Linked DNA regions of Homo sapiens: region 1 is linked to region 2. A link is a loop called in an ENCODE intact Hi-C map of the cell type or tissue named here. Cell type or tissue: heart left ventricle. All regions are shown on one strand. Each heading gives the region's core, and the rest is flanking DNA. Links, peaks and the distances in the headings are about the cores only. Region 1 overlaps FBN1 (fibrillin 1). Region 2 overlaps CEP152 (centrosomal protein 152).

Region 1 (10,426 bases), core at 2,427-10,426, 350 kb before region 2:
ACAACACAAGGGTTGGTCACTGAAGCAGATACTCCCGGAGATGCTGGCTACAAAATGCAAGTGGGGCTTTTTGTAGATTTTACACACACACACATATGCAGAGCTGTGTCAATGTTAAATTTTTAAAAGAAGCTTGTTTAGCTCAACACAGAGAGGGAAGGAAGAGGAGGGCAGGGCTGTGGGTGGGTGGGAACAGAATAGTCTTTCTTTGAAAGAATATATTTCAATATTGATTATTGCTTTGATGACTCCAACAAAGAAGATGGGATCTACTTCCTATAAAATTCTCCAACATTGCTTGACATAATTTTGGAAACGGGCTTTTCCATTTCTCATACAACACATTGACTCCAAAAAGTGAGCTCAACCAGAGGTATGGACTGTGTTTTCCCTCGAACTTGACTTCTTAAAGCCTTCCAAAACTCCTCTCATTACACAGAGGCCACAATCTGCAGGTTTAAAAGAAATGCTTTCATACCCATATTGTACTATTCTTCTTTCTTTATATCTGACCACCTCTGCCTTTTTCATTCACTTCCATCACTGTTTTTCAATCCCAGGAACCATACTATCATAACCACCTAAGCACTTCTGTTAAGACAGTCTCACCAGCTTTTATTTCATGACAAAGAAGACAATGTAGGAATAACAGAGTTGCCAGAGATAACAAAGGAAAGGTTTTCATGAATTAAAGTTTCTATCTATCTATCTATTATATTTACCAAGTTATGTAAATCAAATTCAGGTAGCCTCCCCAGTAAACCTGCTCAACCTTTCATGGCTACCAACTCATCCAGATAAATCATCTCTCTAATTTCTATTCCACTTCCCCATCTGTTGTGGCAAGGACCTGGCAAGCACCTTTCAATGAATTATCCTTCTGAAGGTCAAGAGCAATAAAAGTCAATCCTGCGGCATCTCTGCCACCCAAATGTTTGCTTTGCTGAGAAACTTCAAGACTGAACAAATTCTTGTTTCTTGGAGAACACTTTTGATCTCTTTTATTCTTCAAGTTCTTTGTCACATATAATGTTTTGTATTTATCAGTCTTGTTTTTGTTATTTATGCCTCCAACTACCTTTAGATATAATTCAGTGACTACTCACAAAAATGTCTCAACAAATATATGAAAACTTAACTCTGCTTTGTCTTCCAGTTTGTAGTGTTTCTTTAAATATGTATGTTGTAATATTGGTGTATTAAAATTCTCATTCTCTTTTCCTTTAATAGCTGACTTCGTCCCAGACCCCAGCTCTATCTCCCCCACACCACTCCACCCCGAAAAAAAAAAATCTTGGCATTAGACAGAGACTCAAATGCACGAAGTCTTGAGTCAGTCTAAGTGGCAAATTCTCTTCGTTGAACTTTGCAAGTGGGAGTGGCTCATTTACACCTGTGGTCTTTTGTGCCAGGCTCTGTCCACCTGAGTCCCATGGCATTCGCTTTTTAAAAAACATTATCCACGGTTCTGTGGAATTTTCTCATTTCATGAGCAATAGAAGTCTGACTCCTAATTTGTCATCTTACAAGAAAAACCCAGCTCTCAATTTCCTGGCTCCAGCAAAATCTGTGCTCTGTAGGAGACTTACTTTAGCTTGTGGTGATTCTCTAGAATTGGCTTATTAATCAAGGGTGTCTTGCATTGGGGAAGAGAGCTGTGCTTGCCCACATACTTCAGGACTCACTGGGATGCCTGTTTACCAGTCCATCTGCAAAGAGCCCTTAATGACCTCGAAATTTCATCAGAACTACAAAAGTCACTTTCCCTGCTTGCATTCCTCAGTTCTGGCTCTGCCTCCTGGAGCTGAGCATGTGGCAGGGCTGCTCACAGCTGGGCTGATTCTTCCTGCAGCGTTAGCTTGCTCTGTGATGGGCCAGTGCAAATTGAATTAATAGCCTAGGAGTTTCCTCTGGCCTGCCACATCGGCAGATTCACACCTGGTTTCTCACTGCTTTCTTTCCAAATTCAGGCCAAGCCAAAGGCACACAAAAACAAGGGAGTAGGAGTTAGAATTTATCTGACTGGTCTGTACCATGCAGAATATCTGTTCGAATTAAGCACCACCCTGAAATCCACACAGACCACTGACAACTACCAACAAGCTGAAATCAACCGGAGAACTCTCAACCCTCTCCTTCTTACTTCCCAAATAACTAGTTGAAAAGTAAAAAGTTAATCAGATCATTAGAATAACAACAAGAGTCTACAAAGGACTCAGAAACTAACAAAGCTTTGTCACAGTAAGGCTGGTTGGGCAGATATTATTGTTGTTTAAAATGAGGAAATTGAGCTTCCAAAAGATTAAATGACTTGCTCTAGACTAAATATGGCAGGGCTGGGACCCCAAACTCAATTTTTTGAACCTTAAATGATATCCAGTGCCTCTTCCATATTTGGTAATACGGAAGCAAAACCAAAAAACCATGAAAAAAAAAAAAAACCCAACTCAACATCAAAACAACAGTAACAACCAAACAACAAAAGCTACAAGTGGAAAAAAAAGAAATACATGTGTTTGTTTCATCTCCCTTCCCCGGAATTCATGAAACTAGTTTGTGTATGTAGATATCCATACACAACTGTATTGTTTAGAAAAGTCTAAACAGTTTTCTGGGACTTAAGTACATACTGTGTTATGCCAAAGTTCAGGATCCTTTTGATTTTTGTTTAAAATTTGAAAGTCATTGGCAAACCCTTGAAAATCTTTACTCAAATAGTTGACAAGTATTATTCCTAAAAATGAACAATGGCCCAGCAAGAATCCTGATCAGTTTAAATTTATTTTTGTTTTCTTGGAGAATTTGTGATATAAGGGATGGTTACCATATTGTGGGGGCAAATGGGTTAATGTGCAGTTTTTCAGTCTCAAGTCTAACTTTGGACCCACATTTTTCAGCTTATCTCTTCAGAGGTAGGGGATATGTAGCTCAACTTCCCCCAGGCTTTGCTGTTTCGGTGGCTCAAGGTGTTTCCCCACTGATGGGCCTATCAGCATTTGTGTTCTTAGTGGGAGAGAGGTTTATGTGTCAGTACAATTGTATAAGCAACCATAACTTGATGGATGAGTTTTTAACCTTAAAAGTGAAAATGAACCTTCTGACATATGGTTATCATTAGACCTCTGGGTGAATGAAAACTCTCCATCTTCCTGTTCACAAAGAAACAGAGCTTTGCCATGTTTGAAAAATAAGACCACCACAAATAAACATGCAGCATTGAAAGCCCAAAGCCTTCAAAGACACTTACCTTGGCACCTTCTTCCACTGGAGGACAAGGAAAACCCTTCTGGACACAGACATTTGAAGCTGCCTTCAGTGTTACTGCATGTGCCCAGGGCACAAATTTCTGGCTCTTCGACACACTCATCAATATCTAAAAGAATCACATGAGTCAAACAAAGTCAAAACACGATGGAGACATCATCAGGTACCAAACACACAATGTGGACACACAAAGGGCAACTGAGTTTCCAAACTCTTACAATAATAAAGGTATTTTTCTGTACCATAACACTGTGGACTGGACTTCTAGGTTGTCATGACTTCAAAAGAATTAGTTTTGACAGTTATTGATATAAAAATGGAATGTGCAACTGCCTTCTAAGGGGTGCAGTGACAAACGTCTCTTACCCAGACTGAGTTGCTTGGCTAACTAGAAAAGTCAGAGTAATTTCATAGTACCCTAGGCCAGGAAAGAAGCATGAAATTCTAGAGTCACACTGCACCATTGTTCAGGAAGCAGAAATGCTGAGACTTTAAGCACATTGCTAGTGACTCACTCAATGTGAGATCTAGGCCTTTGATCCAAATTTACTCCCCTCCAACCACCCACAGAACTTTTCCCAATACCCTATGCTATAGCCCTAAAACTGTGAATTTTACAAGAACACTAAGACTCATGAAAATAAGTATAATCCTATGAAGTGCAAACTAACGATATCATAGAAGATGACGCTCCTGATTTGTGGGTTAATCTTTCTGAAGACACAAAAATACCTTTCTTGTACAGGCTTTTTCTTTCATCATATAGACAATAGGAAACTGTACACTTAGAATTGTGGCATGTTTTCTTTAGTATATTATACATCTTAGCTCCTGTACAGTGGTAGTTAAGAGTAGCCAATAAGAAGTTTGAATGGCTTGAGTAACCATATGTCCTAGTTTGCCTGGGGGAGCCCCAGCTCATGCCAGTTGGCCTGACTTTATTGTTAATAGTGCCCTTTTCTACTTTCAAAATTGGCTTGGGTTGGTCAATAAAACATACGATTACCTATGGAAAAATATGCCCACTCTATTCCAACAAACTCACTTATCTTTCCTCCTGACTTTCAGCAGGAATTTTTAGTGAACAAAGTGGTAAGTCTTAATTCTGAGCCATGCTACTTTTATGAGAATACTTTTTTATTTTTTCAACAAAACACAAAATATCCTTGTATCCTGGGCTCTTTATTTTTATATTTGTGCAAAGGTTTCTACTCACACCAAAATGTACTTGCATTATACAACTTTATTCTCAAGAGGCCCAACTAAGGAAAAGTTGAGAAATTAACCTTATTATCTTGACTTAATATTGTAAATACCACACAATAAATATTCTAGAAATGTGCAATGCCAAGTGATTCTCTTTCTGTGCAACGCAAAATCAGCTTCTCCATCATGCCATGTTATTGGGTTGCATTTATACCTGTGTTATGTTCCCTGTGGTTTATTAATGAATCTGATCTTCTATTGCCGATTGAATTACTCCATTCTGACACTCCTTCCACCCCTATATCCAACCTTTTCTTAATATAAAAGTTAACTTTTGTGAAAATGCTCAAATGTTTTCAGTTGTTTTTAATTATTACTATGACTATTTATATTATGGTAGAAATTAGCCTGTACATGCCAACTTATTAGGATAGGGCCAAATATTGTAGAATGGGCACATTCATTGACTGTGCAGTTATTTTTCTTTCTATATATATTCTGTTCAATTTAGCGAACTTATGTATTGATAATAAAGCCAATTTTTAATAAAAGTAAAATAACATGCTTAAAAAATTTGCATCTAGACAATTTCAATAAGGTGTTTCCATTTTAAATATCACCACTTGATTGTTACTTAAATTGGATATATAATAAAATTTCTAATTGACGATATTAAAAGTAGAGAAAATTCTCATTGTGGATTAGATGCAGACCTGTTTAAAGTCAGGGGTGTGAACTAGGTGACTTCTTGAAAATCCTTTCAACCCTACTTATTTATGAAATTCTAGCAATTAATGTCCTTCACTTAATGATATGACATATTTGTTGAGGTTAAAGGAAGGCCCTTGGGAGGCTGAGGAAGGAGGATCATTTGAGGCCAGGAGTTTGAGGCCAGCCTGGCAACATAGGGAGGCCCCATCTCTACAAAGAATTAAAAAATCAGCCAGGCATGGTGGCACATGCCTGTAGTCCCAGCTACTCCAGAGGCTGAGACAGGATGATCACTTGAGCCCAGGAGTTCAAGCTTACAGTGAGCTATACTCGTGCCACTGTACTTCAACCTGGTGACAGAGTAAGACCCTGTCTCCATTAAAAACAAACAAACAAAAAGGAATGTAATACTGTAAAATTTGCTGAGAATTTATTTGAAATAAGACATTTCCACTGCTCTATAGGTAAAAACAAAATAGACAAACGATATAACCACATTCATCCAACCTTGAATGTGGTCATTTAAAGTTTTTAAATGGAATCAGGAGCTATTTTTAGCTGCAAAGAATCGCCACTTAAAAAATGTAGTTCGGAAATACTGGGAGTAGGACACAGCATTCCTAACAAATGTGTGAAAGCACAGTGGAAAAGAGTCAGGATCATATGATCAGTCATATGCACAGAACAAAATAACTTCATTAGAGATTAGCATGATAATTAGTGCTTCTTGTCTTGCCAGAAGGATGAGACCATGTCATACCTATGCCCTTGCATTTGTTTCTGATAAAGTATTCCAAAATGAAGACGTCATTACAAAAATTCTCATTCTGCTAAGTCCAGTGGACACCCGACACTCCTCATTTGCTACAACTGATAGCTTTCCTACCTTCACACTTCTCATTTTGAAGACTGTATCCAGGTGGGCAAATGCATCTGTAGGACCCATCCAAGTTTTGACAGGTACCTGGTGCACATTTTCTGGGTTCTAGAAGACATTCATTGATATCTGCAAAGAAAAGGGAAAAATAAGGAAGAGGTTCCCACTGGCATGACTTCCATCAAACAATTAAAATTCAAAAAAACTAGAATGAATCAAAGAAATACATAAAGCAAATTAAAGTTCATAAAATTCCACCATGGAGAAAAATAAGCAATAATAAAAATAAGCTTTATCAGCTTTCAAAAATGTATAGCATAACAACCATATTTTATTTTACCTGCATCAAATTAAATGTTTCCAGAAAATTGTAGCATGTGAAAAGTCAGTGAGTATATAGATTTTAAGGATACTCAAAAGATATGAGAGCTTACTACAAAAGTATTTTAAAGAAAAATATTTAAGAAGGGAAATCACAATTGCTTACAGAGCAATTTAGCAATTTCACTGTTTAATAGTTTGAGTATTCTTGGTGAGTACAATAGCTTAATTTTTAAAATAAGGGAAAAAGTGATTATATATATATATACACATATATATATATACACACACACATATATATATACATATATATATACACACATATATATATGTATATATATATACATATATATATGTGTATATATACTTAAATAAAAACAAGCCTTTATAGGGAGGATTAATATAATTCTACTCTGACTTTTCCTCCAGGTTTCCAGAAAGAAGCATTAGAACAGAGACTGCATGATTCCTTGAGTGGTCTCTGGAAGCATTCTTTCCAGGTCTTTCTAAGTCCTGTACTTACCCACACAGGTCCTCCCATCTGGAGCCACCTCATAGCCTTCATTGCACTGGCACTGGAAAGACCCCACTGTATTAATGCATTGGCCATTTCTGCAAAGATTCCCATTTCCACTTGCACATTCATCAACATCTGCAGAAAAATCCCCAACAATCCTTTAATATATTCCAAAGATGTCATAATCCCAGCAATAATCAAAACTTCTAAAAGAAAAAATACTTTTTCTGAATTTTAGTGGCCTTTGCTGGCTTAGCCAAACAAGAAATGCCAATGAAGATCTAGTTTGCAACAACAGAACTGGCTTTAAGCACCTATACACATTTAACAATAAGATTACATTATTATATTAGAGACTGACAATTTACATTCAAATTTCCTATCAGTTTTTCCTTGATTTTCCTTTAGATTTTATTTTTAAATTTTAGATTTAAAAATTTTTTGATTTAAAAAATAAAATCCTAATACACAATTCAGCTAAGGGCATTCCTTTGTATTCTTGCAATTAGATTTAAATTAGCCTATAGCACAATAAAATTTAAAGAATTTGGCTTATTACTCTTGCCTAGTATGTTTTAGAAGGAGATTCTGTAGATTCAATGATTTATTTAAGAGAGGCTACATGAAACATCTAGACCAGAAGGTTCATAGTCCTGAATCATATAATTTCTATACAAAGAATCACTTTTGTATATTTAAAAATTTTTTGGCTTAATCTAATTCCATTTATTTTGAAATTTATTTAATTTACAGCAAAGTAGACATAAAAATTATAGCTGCTAATAAGCATTTTAATAAAAGTAATGGATATAGTTACAGTGGTTCCCTCTTATCTATGGTTTTGCTTTCTGGGGGTTCAGTTATCCAAGGTCAGCTGCTACCCAAAAATAGGTGAGTATAGTACAATAAAATATTTTGAGAGAGAGAGAGACAGTGCACAAGAAAGTACAGTCATATAACTTTTATTACAGTATACTGTTATAATTGTTCTATTTTCTTATTAGTTATTGATGTTAATCTATTACCATGCCTAATTTATAAATTAAACTTTAGGTATGTATGTGTAGGAAAAAACATGGTATATAGAGGGTTCAGTACTATCTGTGGTTTCAGGCATCTGCTGGGGGTCTCAGAATGTATCCCTCACGGATAAGGGGAGACTTCTGTAATATATTTCATGTTGAGCACATTGTATTTGACAAGTCCCATAACCAATTGTTATGCATAAGATAGCATACATTTTTAAAAGACAGCTGGAACACTAGAGATGATGCTAATTACAAAGAACACATATAAAACTGACTTCCTTTGCTGATGCACAATTTTGCACACGCACCTATACAGTCATTGTTGTGAGAAAGGATGAAACCATGATTGCAGCGGCAGTTGAAGGAACCAATTGTGTTCCGGCAAGTTCCATTCCCACAGGCATCTCTTTCACATTCATTTATGTCTAGTAGGAAGAAAGGCCATAAAGAAACATAATTATAAGTAGAAAAAGTGGTTACACGGTTACAGTGGCTAAAGAGCATTTTAGGGTTCACCAGGCCTCATCCATAGGCTGAGAACTTCTTGATGTTGGTATCAGCTCCAGCAGCAGTCATCCCTGCAAGATACCAGGCAGCGGCAAAGCTCTAAATCTTGGGAATAAATGGTTTCCTTGGCTGGCCAGTGAAAGGAGGCAAGCTAAGGACATGAGACCTGAACAAGAATTATTTTATTCTATTTACTTCTAGAATTCTCCACCCTTGCCACTTTTCTCAAATATTTTCACTTGAAAATGGAAAAAACTCTGTGTGCATCTGGGTCTTGAGGTGTTGCCACCTTTGGCAAACTTCAACCTTCAAGATTCTCACTCCAGTTTACCAAAAAGCAGTGACTCACCTGGCATTACCCCACAATCAGCAACAAAATAACTCAGCTTTCTAGCTCACCTGTCATTTCAGACAACTTTTCCTTTTTCCCTACACCCATAAAAACATAGAACAACTTCCACCAATGATGACTTCTCTCACTTTTCTAAACTACCCCAAAGAGATGGCACTTAATTTGTTCTTTTCATACATGCTTGCATTCTTATTCGCCTTTTGATTGGTCCGTACTTTTCTCTGATGATTTTGTAAAGCTACTCTGACATCTTATATGTCTTTGCATCTCATCACAGCAGCTAGCATATTTCTTATAAAGAGTAGATGCACATTATATTAAGGAGGAAGTAATAAAAAATTTAATGAAAGAAAGTTGTTACTGCTGGTTTGAAAGAATGAGGCACCATGAAGAGGGACAAGGATGAAATGAGAGAGAGAGAGAGTGGAAGGTAACAACGGAGAATAGCAAAATGTAATGATTAGAGCTAGGATTCCCTTTCTTTTCACATTTTGGACATGAAGATAAATGATCTGTGATTCCTGAATCAGGAAGCTATTGCTAACCCAAAGGGACTCTAATGTGTGTCTGTGGTTGAAGACTACACCCAGATGAGTCATTGCTAGTAATCAAGAATTTTTGCCTTGATTCATTTTTAGCCAAACTGGTGAAGTTCTTTGGTTGGGAAGGTTCTATGTTAGGGGGCTCCAGAAAATTCAGATGAGAGATGTAGAAAGAAAGTTGGGCAGGATCATCATAGCTTTTACACAGGTTAGCTGCCCAGTGATGAGTAGGGCTGTCAGTGCTCTTGTCATTACTCTGGAGAAGATACAACTTTATGAGAAATGTTCCCAAATGGATGAACCCAGTCATAGCCAAAGTCAAGGACTTAAACATTACTATATTAATTGTTCTTTCAGCTGTGAATCTGATTTATGTTCTTAATGTCCCAAAAAGACTTAATGGTATTGCTTTAAAGTAGAAAAATAAAGGAAGGAAAAGAAGAAAATGATTCATTACACACTGAAGTTTATTCTAAATCAGCATCCTGATAATAGAGAAATCAGGAAAGAGATTTAAAATCCTGAGCTCTTTTTCCTCTAGAAAAATGATTAACTTTTCTTTGCCTTTGTAGGATTTATAAATTTGCCTTTGAGAATCTGGTACACACTATAAACCCTTCCAAAAAAATGGTCATCTCACACTCAAAAACTCAAAAGAAAATCCACATCAATATTACATATGAATAATAGCCTATTAACATTAATATTTTTGTATTAATATCTTTTTCAATTTACCCCTTAGTCAATTTTTTCTAAACTGACAGCCAAATGAATAACAAAGGAAGAGGTTTATCATGTTCAGATTGCCAAAGATTAAATAGGATATCACTGCTGCATATCTGTCTGTGTTTTTATTTTGTATATAGCAAAAATACTACTAAAAGACTTAGTATTAAATTTTATCCATATTTAGAATCAAATGAAGCTTTCAACAGCATATGAAAAAAATAATAATAATTGCATACTTACCCAAGCACATGGTTTGGTCATCATTTGTTTTAAAACCAGTGTGGCAAAGGCAATAAAAGCTTCCAACTGTGTCAATGCACTGCCCATGACTGCATATATTGGGGATTTCTTGACATTCATTACGATCTGTAA
Region 2 (16,072 bases), core at 4,995-12,994:
GAGCACCAATACATAACTACCTTGAAGCAAAGAGACTCTGAAGTCTCCCATTTTAGCTTAAAAATCCATGTGAATTTTGTATTCTATTTCATAATGAAGCTGTGTTTGCTTTAAATTTTTTCTACTAAATTTTTGAGCAAAATGAAGCTTCTGGAAACTAGTCCATGTTTATTCAGCACTGCAAACCTCCTGGCACACTGCTGCGAATTCCAGGCCAGCTTGAGAAACCTGGTTCTAAAGCGCCAAAGTAACGTGGCAAAAACAATGAATGAGCTCATATTAATGACAGCATGACAGTAATGACAGCAAGAAGGGGTGGGGAGACAGCTAATATTTATATTCTGGGGAGGTCACAATAGTGTTAACAAGGGACTGGGAACTAGCAAACAAAGTTAAAGAAAAGGTAGGTATAAAAAAATTGTAAAGAAAAGGCAGACTCTGCCAATAATTTGATTTTATGTAAAAATCAATTAAACTATGGTGTATCCTATTGACAAGTTCAGGAAAACAGATCATACTCATAAAACTTTAAAGTTTAAAGTTTTAATACCAAAAATCAAAAAAGATTGAGTAGCTCAATGTTTGCCATGATTAGCTTGAGTAGTTCAAGTCTGATATGGGCAGACATTTTTCAAGACTGAGACAAGTGTAATGATAAAGAGATGACGGCTGAACTCCAGCCTGGGCAACAGGGCGAGACTCCATCTCAAAAAAAAAAAAAAAGAGAGAGAGAGAGAGAGAGATGATAGAGATGACAGCTGAATCTGTGGGAGGGAAAAAGAACTGGACAGGGTTCTAGCACACAGGAAAATGAGGACTGGACCACACACAGAGAAGTCTGTGGGAGTCTCTAAGCCAACAGAAAGTGTTCAAAGTGGAGCCTTTAAATATAACATTAAAGAAAAGGTAAAAGGTTATGACATAGAAACCAAAGTCCATGACTTCACCAAAAGCTGAAGTTTTCAAGGAGACAGAAGGAAAAAAGTAATATACCAACAAGGAGATAATCAGAGATCTTAACATGACACTTCCATGAATGGGAGGAGGTAAAAGTCAGTTTGGTGGAGAGAGTCCAGGCGATAGTTTACTAGGAGAGAATTATGACATTGGAGGAACACTATGAGCTCCAAGAAGCCCATTTCTTTCACCTTTTCTGTCTCACTAAACAAATTCAAGGGAAAATCAGCCAAAAAAAAAGAACTATTATAATATGTTGTGAGTGCATACAATCTTTTCTACCCAGAAAAGCTGCTGTCTTAAGAAAAACACTAATAATTTTACAATCCATAAATTTCTCAAAATATACTAATTACAGACATTTTGTTTTTAATTTTAGATTCAGGGGATATGTGTATAGGTGTGTTACATGGATATGTGGCATGATGCCGAGGTCTGGGCTTCTGTTAGGCGCTTTGGAATCACCACTTTGCAAAGCAGCTATGCAATTATATGCAGAGCCTAACATCAGTGCCATGCTCTGTTAAAAAAAATAATAATAAAACAAAGTAAAAATAGGCAAAGAACGTAACAGTGGGAAAAGACCTTAACACCTTCAATTTATGGATTCCGGGGTCTGAAACCCACCCAGCACAGAATCAAGAATTTGTTCTGACTTTACTGTAGAGTTCTTCTATTGAAGGGGGTGGGGCAGTGGACAACAGAGTAATGCAGTGGGCACAGGGGTAGAAAACACTAGAAATTCCTTCCAATCCATCCCTAATGAAACTGTGTTTAAGTCAACAGAGAATGGAGACCCCCAACCCAATAAGGAAAAGCCACCAGGATCCACTCTTCTCCAGTCATCCAAGAAGGGCTACTGTCCAAGTCCAACTAACTTCAATGTTACCCTATGTTTGGCCAAAACTAACTTTAAAATAAAATAAAATAAAAATTTATGAAGCTACATCTCAAATTCTGTTTAAATATTCTATAAAGTAGACTTTTCAATAATTTGGTATAGCCTTCGTTTTTTTTTTTTTTTTTTTCTGGAAAAAGAGTCTCACTCTGTTACCCAGGCTGGAATGCAGTGGTGCAATCATGGCTCACTGCAGCCTCGACCTCCTGAGCTCAAGCAATCCTCCCACCTCAGCCTCCCAAGTAGCTGGGACTACAGGCGCATGCCACCATGCCCAGCTAATTTGTTATTTTTTCTTCGTAAAGACAAGGATTCACTATTTTGCCCAGGCTAGTCTTGAACTCATGGGCTCAAGTGATCCACCTGCCTCAACCTCCCGAAGTGCTGGGATTACAGGCATGAGCCACCGTAACTGGCCTTCATCTTTCCCTACTCCTATATATCCTCCACATTGATCAAATTCACAATTTTTTTATATAAAATAAATACATAATGAAATAGATATAATAAAAACACACATAAATACATGTAAAAATAAAATAAAATGATAAATAATTATTGCCAGTAATGCACTCTTATATAGTTCTACCTAAAAGCATGGAAAAATTAGAGGCAGCTATATAGGTCAGAAATAACCCAAATCAGCATGAATTTTAAGTGTGGTGAAATTTTCCATACCCTCACATCTGATTTTTCTTCTCTCCTTCCCTTAAGTTAAATCAATTTTGAAATTACATTAAGAAAAATAAATTCTGAAATGTTATTCACTCAAGTGATTACCTAGAGTTATGGAGCACAAGCAAACTCACCACCTGACTCACATTTAGCTTTCAATATTTTATTCCCCCTTGAGTGAAAATAATAAAAATTCACTGTGCAATATGCTCAAGATGCAAATCTCATTAAGTCTAGATCAGACTGTCTTATTTTATAAATTATACTGTCCTCAAAATTTACTCTCTTCCCAAGAATCATTTCTCAACAGACTGTATTGCTGTATTGACAGGTGAATTACCAAATGCTGGGAGACTCAAGTAAGGTTTTCTACTGGTTAAGCTTCCAAGGTAACCTCTCAAGTTCTAGCCAGCCGCTGGCAGACTCATTTGTTTTGGTCTGGATTTATTCTAGGACCATATAAACAACATACACAAATACCCTACAAATAAAGGACAAGTAATGTGAAAGTTGAGAAAGTACTAATAATCGTATAAGAAGTAGGGTTTCCAAAAGTATACCTTTAGGATGTATTCTCAGATTAAAATATCACTGGCTTCTTTTTTTTTTTTTTTTTTTTTTGGGGAGACGGAGTCTCGCTCTGTCGCCCAGGGTGGAGTGCAGTGGTGCGATCTCAGCTCACGGCAACCTCTGCCTCCCGGGTTCAAGCAATTCTCCTGCCTCAGCCTCCCGAGTAGCTGGGATTACAGGCACGCACCACTGCGCCCGGCTAATTTTTTTTTTTTTTTTGTATTTATAGTAGAGACGGGGTTTCACCAAGTTGGCCAGGCTGATCTTGAACTCCTGACCTCAGGTGATCCGCCTGCCTTGGCCTCCCAAAGTACTGGGATTACAGGCGTGAGCCATTGCGTCCAGCCAATATCACTGGCTTTTAAGTTTCACTCACCTCACACACAATCTAACATTTACTACAAACATCCAAGACTTCTATATGATGAACCATAAAATATCAGTTACAAAACATAACCAGCTTTACTTGTTGATAACAGTTGCTCATTTGAAATCATCCCAACCTGTTCTTTAAGTGCGGTGACTGTGGCATCCAAATTCTTTTGTAAGGACAATACTTGCTCTTCGTACTTCTTTGTGAGGCCCATAACAATGCTCTCATGCTGTTCTCTAGCTCGTTGAAGTGATTCAGAATGATGAAGGTCCACCAGCTGCTGCTTCAAGCTTTCCAGAGCCATTTCAGTTGTTCTGGACTTCTTGATCATCTAGTAAATACACACAGGATATCCATGTTTAAAATATACACAGAGTATTTTAGCTCTGTGCTGTCTATAAACTTTTACTTTTACTATAAAATAAAACTCAAGCATGTTTTAATGAGAGTAGAGAAGGGGTCTCCGCTCATCATGGCTCAAGCTCCTTAAAACAACCCTAGCTGGGACCCTCCAGGCCCATAGTTGTTGGAAACAATGTTCCCTGAGAAAATACATTTGGTAGATACCTGAGGGGAGTGAAAGAGGATTTTGCGCAGCATGATGGATGTGGCTATCAGGCACGGAATCTGCTGATGCCGTGATGGCCCCAGTGCTGTTTGCATTGCTCTATGACCAAAGTGTGGGGTAACCCAATTGTTAGGTCACAGAAAAATGACAACTGTTCCTTGAAAGACTGATGAAACCTGCCAATGGTCACTTACTAAAAACAAAGTTTTCAAAGCTGTAACTGCACAGTTGGTATTGTAGGCAAAATCATAGCCCTCCAAAATGACCGTGTCCTAATCCCCAAAACCTGTGAATCAGTTATATTACATGGCAAGGGAAAATTAAGATTGTATGTGGAATTAATATGGCTAATTAGATTGCCTTAAAATAAGGTGAGTAGCCTGGATTATCCAGGTGGGCCCAATGTAACCACAGGGTCCATAAATGAGAAAAACTAAGGCAGAAAAGTCAGAACCAGAGAGACTCAATCAGCCATTCATTGCTGGCTTTGAAGATGGAAATGGGCCACAAGCTAAGGAACACAGGTGGCCTCTAGAAGTTGGAAATAGCAAGAAAATGGATTCTCCCCTAAAGCCTCCGGAAAGCAATGCAGCCTTGTTGACACCCTGATTTTAGCCTAGTGAGATCCATGTCAGACTTCTGACCTCCAGAACTGTGAGATAAATTTGTATTGTTTTAAACCACTGAATTTGTGGTCATCTGTTACAGCAGCAATAGGAAACTAATACACTTGGTGATTCTGCTGCTTACATAAAAAAGATTACAAAGTTATAACCTTTTACTACATAAAGGCAACTTAACTTTTTAATCTAATAACTATTGGTTTTCAAAAAGTTAAAAATAATCTACATTACATACAAAAATTAAAATTTCAAGAGAATTATTCTTCATTCTATTCCAGAGATTGCCTATTTATTCCAATACTGCTTTCATGGCTAAGAGATCCATCCACTGAATGACACAGATCATTTGTGCCAGGCAGGGTTCTAAGCACTAAGGACATAATGACCAAACAGAAAAGGTCTAAGCTCTTACTACTTTCTAGTGGGAAGAGACAATAAATAACAAGTAAACAAATGAGATCATTTCAGATAGTTATAGAGTAATAGAATATGGCATGATGAAGGTGAGTTGGAGGATGGAGCTATGGGCTACCTTACATATAAAGTGAATAGCAAGTCCTCTGAAAAGGTAATTGTTTTTAGCTAAGACCTGAAGGATGAGGAGAAGCCAGACATGAGACAACACTGTTTAAACTCTTTCATTAAACCATCCTCAGACTTAGCTACAAGTCTCACTCAAAACCAAGCTCATTATTTCATAGTCACTTTCATTTTTTTTTTCTTCAGACAAGTCTCGCTCTCGTCCCCCAGGCTGGAGTGCAATGGAGCAATCTCAGCTCACTGCAACCTCCGCCTCCTGGGTTCAAGCGATTCTGCTGTCTCAGCCTCCAGAGTAGCTGGGATTACAGGCATCTGCCACCACGCCCAGCTAATTTTTGTACTTTTTAATAGAGACGGGGTTTCACAATGTTGGCCAGGCTGGTCTCAAACTCCTGACCTCAGGTGATTCGACCGCCTCGGCTTCCCAAAGTGCTGGGATTACAGGCGTGAGCCACTGCATCCGGCCATCACTTTCATTTTTAACCCTGCCCCCTGCCAAAAAATGAATCAACCACCACCAGGCTTAGCTACCAATGACTTATGACTATTTCCAAAAATCAAATGGCTATCTCATTAATCAAAGAATGTGAATGTGTCACCACTTTAAACTCAAGTTTAAAAAACAGTTCTCCAAATGGAGAAGCAGCAGGAAAAATAAAAATAAAAGCTTCTCGGGATACCAATTCTGAAGCAAACTATTGCAGTCAGGAAATTTAAGTTCTAATGCTTTGTCAATAACTTCAAAGTTCTTCTAAATTTAGTCCTACCCTACAAAAAGTTTTGTTAAATAACTAAACTTTTAATTTTTTTACCATACATAAGTTAAAATAGGTACCTGTTCTTCATTGACTTTTAATGCTTGTATCTGAGTCTCCAGTGCTTTTATTTGAGCTTCAAGCTGTATCTCTCTTTCTTTTCCATTCTGAAAGAGTTTCTGTGATTCTCGAAGGCTGAGAGTCAAACCATCCTTTTCATCTACGGTATTAAAAATGTTTATATAAATAATGTTCCTGTAGAGGGACCCCAATGTCACAATCCCAATCAGATGTCACGTCTGTATCATATATAAATGTTGTTGAATTAAATTTAATTCAGAAAAATGAACTTTAGTTGATTTAGAGAAAACTAAATAAAGAATTTACTTACTTACTTATTTATTTATTTTGAGACAGCGTCTCACTCCGTCGCCCAGGCTGGAGTACAGTGGTATAATCTTGGCTCACTACAACCTCAGCCTCCCCAGTAGCTGGGATTACAGGCACCTGCCACCACTCCCAGATAATTTTTATATTTTTAGTAGAGATGGGGTTTCACTATATTGGCCAGGCTAGTCTCGAACTCCTAACCTCAAGTGATCCACCCACCTTGGCCTCCCAAAGTGCTGGGATTACAGGCGTGAGCCACCTCACCCAGCCCCAAATAAATAAATTATTAAAAATTAAAAATTAAAAAAAAAAACAAACCTGATACCAAAAAAATTTTTTTAGAGAAGCAGAACTACTTCCTTTAAAACTATTATTGCATCCCTTTTGGGGACAAATCCCTGCTAATCAAAGAAGTTATCTGAGGACTAATTATCCTACACATACTTGCAATGAACTCTTTTTTTTGAAACGGAGTTTCGCTCTGTCGCCAAGCTGGAGGGCAGAGGTGCAATCTCGGCTCACTGCAAGCTCCGCCTCCCAGGTTCACGCCATTCTCCTGCCTCAGCCTCCTGAGTAGCTGGGACTACTGGCGCCACCACACACCCAGCTAATTTTTTGTATTTTTAGTAGAGATGGGGTTTCACCATGTTAGCCAGGATGATCTCGATCTCCTGACCGCGTGACCCGCCCTCCTTGACCTCCCAAAGTGCCGGGATTACAGGAGTGAGCCACCGTGCCCGACCCACTTGGAATGAACTCTTAAATTCACCTAATGTTAAATTCTTCCCACATACTTTGCTATAACAGCTCACAAGTTCTTCTCTCAAAATAAATGTTATGAGCATTACAGAAAGAGACATTTTTACCATCAATTAAATTTGAAATGAGCTAGAGTTCAATCACAAAAGTATTCTGCAAATGAAAGTTCAACGTGGACCAAAACTAGAGAAAGCACAAGGAGTAAGCAATTATAATTTGAATCTGTATTTACTCTGTGTGTTTATCCCAGACATGGCACTTCACAATCACTAACTCTTATTTGGATTAAAACGTTTATGCTAATTTGTAGCCTCAGGAAACGCTGCAGTGCAAACTAAACACAAATCACTCTGAAAGCTGGAATACTTCATCCAGAGTAATGACATAAGGAATCAGACATAAGGAATCAACAACTTTTTAGGACAGAATGCCATCAGTACAGTTAAATAATGTTCAATGATTCTAAAAGCCTAAGTGAGAAAAGGGAAAATATAGGGACTCCAAAATAGAGTGTCTTTTTTTTTTTTTTGAGACAGAGTCTCACTCTGTCACCCAGCCTGAAGTGCAATGGCGCTTTCTCGGCTCACTGCAACCTCCGCCTGCAGGTTCAGGTGATTCTCCTTCTCCTGCTTCAGCCTCCCAAGTAGATGGGATTACAGGTGCCTGCCACTATGCCCCGCTAATTTTTGTATTTTTAGTAGAGACAGGGTTTCACCATGTTGGCCAGGCTGGTTTTGAACTCCTGATCTCAAGTGATCCGCCCACCTCAGCCTCCCAAAGTGCTGGGATTACAGGCGTAAGCCACCATGCCTGGTCTCCAAAACAGCGTGTTCCAAAGAGAAGTAATCCAAGGCCAACACTCAGAAATCCTGGGTTTTGTTTTGCTATGCCTCACTCACTATGAGCCCTCTGACCAAGTGTTTTTACTCTCTAAGCTTCGTATGTAATCTGAGGTTATTGGAAACAAGATATCTAACTCAGTGTACCTCATAAATGACAGCATCCAGCATCTTACCTTTTATTATTACAAGCTGGTGATTCAGATATCGAATTTGACGTTCACTTTCATTTAACTTTTCAATTAAGTTCTCCAGTTGTCTCTCTTTTGCTTTGTTAAGAACCTGAAGTTGAATAATCTGCATATTTTCTGCAGAGTCTGGGAATTAAAGACAATTTATTAGATAAAAACATACCAAAATATAAATTTATAGTCATTTAAAGCAGTGTTTTTCAAACTGTGACTACAACCTTTTAGAGCATCATGAAATCAATTCAGTGAATTGTGACTAGGATTAAAAAAGAGAGAGAGAATATATCAGAGTGCATCATGTAGTAAGAAACAGTCTTATTTTGTGAAACTTGTTTCATTTATATATACCTGTTCATATAGATACATGTTGTACACCATATCACAATGTAAAAAAATATAGTTCTTACAGTGGGTCACTGATAGGAAAGTTTGAAAGTCACTGGTTTAAGTTATAACCCTGAATCACTAACTACCATTTTAGCCAGTTAAAAATCAGTATATAACAACTGCAATGAAATAAAGTAATATGCTGTCAGAAAATTAAAAACAAAACAAGTACATCAGCTTCTATAAAATCATTTTTAAAGAAAATTTCTAGACAGCCTCAAAATATTTTATTTTAGGCAGGAGTGGGGAAAATATTATATTTATATTGATGCTGGCACATAACTGAATTAATTAGCTAGTGAATAGATTAATCAAGAATTTTGGGGAGGGAGCAGGGGAGAAGGGTTGAAAAACTATCCATTGGGTACTATGTTCACTATTTGGGTGATGGGTTCACTAGAAGTCAAACCCCAGCATTATTTAATATACCCATATAACAAACCTCCAAATCTACTCCACGAATACATAATTTAAAAAAAAATTTTTGAAGTCTTCTTTTAGAAACAATTAGTCATTTGGGGACCACTTTAAAAAGAGAAAAAAAATGGAAAAAAGGATTGGTAGGTATGCTTCAACTACATAATGATAAATATTCTACTTACTACTAGAACAATGTTTCTGTTAGCTTACAATCAGAAATAAATGCATTTACTGAGTTTTAACCACTTGCTAACTAAATAATTCTGTCCTCTTTTTAGAAAGAGATCTGGTTAAATAAAGAAAATTAAAGACTGAAAAGTTTATACAAGTCAAACTCCTCATAGGTCTTATAGTAGAGCTAGCCCCATCTCCAAATTTTTTAAATTACTGTTGCTAAGAAACTATAATCACTAATTTGGCACTACCATTAAGTTATTTAATTAACTTCCAAATGTCAAATTTAGACAAATGTGTAACTGACTCAACTTGAAGAAGTGCAGAGTGTTAAGAAAGGTAAGGAAAGGTTTTTATATGCAGAAAGACCAGGAGATACAAATACAACTTTTCAAGGGAACTGAAAGAGTAAACACTAAGGAGATGTCAGGCCACTGCTGTGAGGTTCATTTACTCAACCTAAAACCAGTTATGTCATATACACTGTCCACTTCCTCATTCCACAAAAAACTTAAGAACAAAGAGAGGCCATCCTCATATTTGCTGTTGACTCCTTCAGGGGAAAATGAATTCTGGGCCTCCCCCTGTAACTACCCTGCCGTCCCAGTGTACGATGGAAGCAACAATATGAAGTCACAACCCAAAAGTCCAGTTTTCTCTTTGGTATAGCCCAGGTAAGCCAGAATATCCAGTATGACCTTTCCCCTACTAATTAAAGGGAAACAAAAAGTAAAACAAAAACACTTGCTGCCACACTCTAGAATTACACTGGCTCTTCAATATGCACAATAATTAGAAGCTATTTAGTGTGCCAGACAGTATGACAAGAGTAATTCAGTACAGTCACTATACGGGTTTATATTTTGGGATTTTTGTTTTTTGATACTAGCATTTCATCTCAGAATTCTCTAGTACCTATAAGCACTTTTTTCATTCTCATATTTATATACATACTATACAAAAAAAACTGGCAAATGCCACATGACTGAACCTGATATCTAAGTAATTCTGAATATAAACTAATTTATATCAGAGTTGACTAAAAACTGTAAAATCAAAAGAAAAAAGTTGATGATAGTGCTGATGTATTAAATTACACTTCTATATAGTCAAAAATCTGAGATTGAAAACTATGTTTCATTTTCCAAATTAGGCTTCAGTCAAAAAAATATATAAAGTTCATAAAAAGTCTTTTAAAATTTTTTTAAATTTCAAATAAGTCCAGGTATCCTGTATGATAGGCGAGGATACTTAACACTATACAAATAAGGAGAAAAGGCTTAACAAACTAGAATGACTGAAATATAAAGTTGGAAAAATGTCTTTTAACTTTTCATTACGAAAAATTTCAAATATATAAGAAAGTAAAGAGAATAATATGATGAATCTCCACGAACCCATCTCCCAGATTCAACAATTATGAACTCATGGCCAATTTGGCCACATCTATATTCCCACCCAACATTACCCCTCAACAGCCTATTATTTTAAAGTAAATCCTAGACTTCATGTCAGTTTATTCATAAATACTCTAGTATATATCTCTAAAAATAAGGGCTCTTTGAAATATCAAGCACAATTCTATTGTCATACTTAAAAAATAATAATTCTTGAATGTGCTCAAATATTCATTGTGTATTCAAATTTCCCCAATTATGTGGTATTAAAAAATAAATATAAACTTGATACCTACTCTCATTAGCTCCTAAAAATTGTTGTTGCAGGCCTTCGAATGTGTCACTTCCTGTTATCTCCTGGGCTGGTGAGCCATTATTCTGGGCAGAAGACTGATAAGGTTTATATGTCACTTTATTATACGGTTCCAAACCTTGACAACTGGGACCCTGTGATAACAAATGAAACTGACAATTAAGATTTGGCCTTTTCTTCCAAAATTATCTGAATTAGACACCTAAATTAATGTTACGTTACAGAACTTACTTTTGGTACAGTTCAAAGTTGTTTATATATATACACACACACACACACACACACACACACACACACATATATATATCTGCTCAAAAGTAGCACGTATTGTTATTTAACACTATTAATTGAAAGTCTGCAATACATAATTTATAGACACCTAAATTCTACTTTTGAGCACACAATGAAGGCAATTTTATAAATAAAACCCAAGAATTCCAATAAGACTATATAGAAATATTTTATTACAAATGATTTAGATTATGCCAACATCTTGGGAATATAAAAATGCACATATCCAATAACATGAACATGGACCACGGTGCCTCATATCTAATAAATAGTAACTCTTATGGGATGAATAATAACATTCTACGGAGATAGAATTAAGAGAAAATAACCACTTAACAGCCTAAAAAATCCATCCTGTCATTGCGTGACACAGACTAGCTGTTGAGGTATTTGCTGTCATTGAGAAATTCTAAGAAGCAACTAACTATATCCTGAGGTCTTACTTCATTAAACTCCCCCCCAGGAAAAACAAGGTTTTTTGGTTTTTCCTTCACATTCATCCTGTCTACTGTTATATCACCATACAATAGAGATATCAGCTTTGACATGTTTAACCTAAAATTTGTTATGGGTGGTGAGCAAGAAAACTGAGGAAATTAAATGTTGCCACCTACACAGAATTACTGCTTTAAAAACTACAATAAGAGACCTGAACACAGCTTCTCATTGAAGCACAGTGCAGTGGTAGAAGCAGCAGTAAATGAGGATAGTTATTCTTTGGCAGACTTAACTTTTAATGTTTAATCAACTATGTCCAAAGAGCCTCTATTTTAAACTTCTGACTTAAGATCATGATTGTATTAGACTGTAAACAGAAAATACCATGACTAATTCACCATGAACCTGAATAAGTGCCCTCTCAGAACTTCGTGTGGTTAAATCATCTTACCATTGTACTCACATACATTTCCTGAACACACACAAACATCACGCAAATGCGTGTGCACACACACAAGTTCTTGAAAGTCAAGTTTTTACAATACCTGAAAATGGTTCCATTGAGGATCTGAAAATTTAATTACATTGGTTGCTTGGTTATTAAATTCCTGCTTCTGACCATTGGTATATGGCCTAAAGTTTTCAGGAAGGTGATATAAATCAGTCTGTTCACATTTACTTGGAGGACTATAACCACTTCCACCTTCATCTCCACCTTCTTCAGGATGGTACACAGGATGTCGGTCTTCAGTTTTACTTCTATTTTCTTCCCAGACATTACCACATTTTTCTCCAGCATATAAACTCTGAATTTCATTATAGCCCTATTAGATAACAAGAGTAAAACAAAAGCACGAAGATCCAGTCCCACCCTCACCAAAGTCATCATCACACCAGATACTTACATTTACACTTTGAGATTTGGGCAGCATTTGCTCATTCCAGCTCATCTCCAATTGCTCAGGATGATGTGGTCTCGAGAAAAAGGAATACTTTCGATTTAAAGCGTATCATTTATTTGTACATAGATAACACAAAGAACCCCAAGATTTTAACCTTTTTCCTTCCAATCTTCACCCAAAATTTTAAGAATCAATTTACAATTTTATAATCATGTAATTATTAATCTTCATCAAAAGAAAAAGACTTATAGAATTGCAATATACAAGTGAAAGTGACTTCAGGTGCTTACTGTCCGTCTGTGCCATCCTCGCTGCAGTCCGAATACTGGAGCTCTGGAGAGGAGAGGTCGTCATCCAGCATGTCATGGGGAAGGTCTGTGAGTAACTGCTGCAACTGAGTCAAAAGGTCTGCATCAATATCATACCAACTTAAACACAAGACACCAAGCCAAAGCTGCCTTGGAACGAGTGGTTTTTTACTGTAGAGGTCAAAGAAGTTCATAATTCCCTCCTTTAATTAACTTCTTAAGTTCCACACAAATTATATTCATCATTTCACTTGGGGAAAAGGGAATGCATAATTTTAGGATTTATATCAGAAGGCTTTTTTTTTTTTTAACGAAGATCTCAGATTTAAATACACATAGAGCAGAATTCAAAAACTTTTTTATGGAAACACAGCAAGTCACAATAATGGTACAATCAATGCATTATGTTATCACAGGGCAGGCAGACTAAGTCTCAGAATCCTGTTTTATCAGTAATCAGACCTTGGGGAATTGACAATTAGGCATCCCACAGGGAATGTGAGTAGCCAGATGCACTCTGGCCAGGTGATGAGAACAGCAGCAGCAGCAGGTGGCCTAGAAGCTCTTAAATGCTCTGATAATGTAGAAACCCGTGGGAGTCACTAATTAGTAGAGAGCCATCTAATTCCAAAGATGAAAAGATACATAATACCCTGCTCTCATACAACATCTGAGTAAAAGAAGAGTTGGAAGACTGTTTTCTATAGATAGCACATGCAAAAGCATGACACTACATCTGACATTAAATGTTTGATTTCTCTCTCCTATTATTTTCTAGAAAAAAATCAGTTTTAGCATTCTGCTTATTATATAAACTAGATAGACAAAATTAATTCATTCAAATTTCAAATGTGATAAAAAGATGAGTAAATAAGCTAGTCTGTTAGACATAATTCAATAACATTTAGGATTTCAATAACTGTCTGCTATTGTCTTTCTTCAAAACCCAATATAATAATATTACCCTAAAAATCCCAATATAATGTATTTCTTAAATTATGTAACAATTAGAAGATCAAATATTATGTTACTAAATACTTTTTAGGGAAACTGTTTCTAATTACTTCTCTTTAAGAAACTAAGCACCAGTTTAATTGACAGCTTGATTAAATCCCTCCAAAGGACATAAATCAAACCCCATAACATTGTGCAAGTGGATTTTAAAGACTTTAAATACTTTGTAAAACCTTTCAGGAAAAAAAAAATGAGATGCTCCCTGGTCTATAGCATTTTTTTTCCACTTTACCTGTCATTAGTACAAAAGAAATGGAATGTGTCCATAAAACATATCTGAGTATTATATTAAGAATTACCAAAAAAAAAAGTTTCTTAAACAAAATATGTATAGTAAAAGTTAAATAAATATATTTTATGGAAGGTCTGAAAGGAATGCCCCAAATTCTTAACTGAGCTTTGGTGAAATAAAATTTGGGAATGGGAACAGAGTATGTTGGAGGTGGGTGGGAATACTTCCTCACTCTATATTTATTTCTCATATTCACTGGATGGGTTTTTTTTAAAGGGTTTCTCAATCCATTTGTCATCTAAAGATGCAACAAGAGAAAGATATTTTCTTCAATGAAAAGTTATCTTCATCTTTAAATCTTTTAACGCTAACATTAACACACAAGACCCTCATTAAATGCTCATCTCCACATGCAAGGTACTTGAAAAATCATTTTGAGAATTAGCCATATCAGAGTTGACTGAGAGATATAAAAAACAAGAAATACAAAAGACACAACATGAAAAACAAAACAGAACACATCAACATATTTGTACAAGACATGCCTCAAATGAAAGGTAGCAAAGCAATTCTACAAAGACACAAATGCACTAGAGAAAAAAGTTGCATCTATGAGGTCTTTTAAAAGTAGCACCACTTGTTGTCTAGAATTATGCATCACTGCTTTAAGGAAAAAGACTACCCCCACATGTTACACAAGGAAAAATAAAACAAATCTTTTATACTTACATTAAGTAAAGACTCCTGAACAGAAAGAATATTTTCTTGTAAACCTTCAGTAAGGTTCAAGTACATAGCCTTAAAATTCAGGGGCGCCTTGACAGGGACATCTGAAGAGTACATTGTTTTCCCCGCACAAAAACAAAAAACTACATAATAATTCAGCAGTTATTGTAGCTTTGTGACACCACAAAATTGGCATCCACAGAGAAAAATTAATTTGAGTATAAGCAATCAGCTAATCAAAATGCTTCTGGATACATACATAAACATCAACTAGCAAAATCATCCCTATAGTATTCAGAGTCTTGCAAGATATTTTACATATATGCTAACATTTTAAAATTGATCTTCAAAAAATTTATCCATCAAGTTCTTTGGCATAGCTGGGTCATATTCCCTGGCTTCTGTAAGTTTCAGGGCAGAGAAAAGCTAAATGAAGTCCTCCTAAATAAGGCCATTCAGGAACAAAATTCCACCTCCAGTGTTTCCATTTCCCAGGATCAAAGTGTGCCCTCCTCATATACATTGTCAAATTGCCCTTTGGTCACTAACCTTGTGCAATAAAACACAAAATTGCCGTATCTAGATATGCATGTTACCAAATACAGAAATTTAGAAACTATAAATTTTCCTCATTAAAGATCTATCAAACTTCCAAATACAGATTCAAGAACAGAAATAACAATCCTTATAAGTGATAAGATTTAATACCACTCATTAATTTAAAATTCATCAGACTGCTTTTTGGCAGCAAGCAGCAATCTCAACAGGATATTACTGTGTATTAACCGAGTTTAAAAATTTAACAGATACCTTCCCTGTAAGAAAGATAATTTGCCACTCTAAGGCTTCAGTTGAAATAAATTCAGAATCATTCTATAAACTCCCCTCCTTTTCTACTTCATGTTTCTTTCTTAAAAAGAAAAAAAAAGAGAGCATTTTACTCAAAGAACTTTGTTAACAAAACACTTTGCAATAACCCATGTAGAACATACAAAAGCCTACATTCAGGGGCAAATGTAAAACAGAGAACATGTAAACCTTTTGTTAGGATTTTCAACTTAAATTAACTAAACAGATTATCTTCAGAGCCTATAATCCTCAATATTCATGAAGGCAAGAGGCCTCAAGTTACAAACCATACAATAATCTTCTCCCAAGAGAAAGGGTAGCAAATGGAATACCTAACGGTCATATTCCCTTTGAACAGGTGACCTCTTAGTACGCTTCTAAAAAGATTCTGATATTTTCAAATATGAATTATTAAATAATGCTTTCATGGATACACGCTAAATGTAAACAAATACTAGCTTTACAACTCCCTCTAGTGGAAAC

Evidence for each region. A loop is a pair of places that touch in the nucleus more often than their neighbours do. Peaks named below come from ENCODE experiments on the same cell type or tissue, not always from the same donor. Only the 100,000 strongest peaks of a DNase experiment are listed, where the experiment ranks them.
Region 1: it touches region 2 in a loop (2.7-fold over the local background); 2 of 110 quality-filtered maps call a loop at or near these places.

Annotation. Positions count from the first base shown.
Region 1 is chr15:48,438,474-48,448,899 of GRCh38, forward strand. FBN1 (fibrillin 1) reads right to left here. Exons shown (of 66, transcript NM_000138.5): 46 at 10,295-10,420; 47 at 8,233-8,349; 48 at 6,903-7,031; 49 at 6,068-6,187; 50 at 3,248-3,373. Among named protein-coding and RNA genes, the nearest start is that of DUT-AS1, 110 kb to the left of the region's middle. In heart left ventricle, for the core only: no CTCF peak of the experiment used is centred there; no DNase peak of the experiment used is centred there.
Region 2 is chr15:48,785,198-48,801,269 of GRCh38, forward strand. It overlaps CEP152 (centrosomal protein 152), which reads right to left. Exons shown (of 27, transcript NM_001194998.2): 3 at 12,751-12,854; 4 at 12,464-12,533; 5 at 12,104-12,382; 6 at 10,813-10,963; 7 at 8,124-8,264; 8 at 6,040-6,179; 9 at 3,604-3,804. Among named protein-coding and RNA genes, the nearest start is that of CEP152, 18 kb to the right of the region's middle. RefSeq lists enhancers at 9,636-9,915, 13,032-13,571. In heart left ventricle, for the core only: no CTCF peak of the experiment used is centred there; no DNase peak of the experiment used is centred there; H3K4me3 peaks cover 1,611 bases; H3K27ac peaks cover 1,509 bases.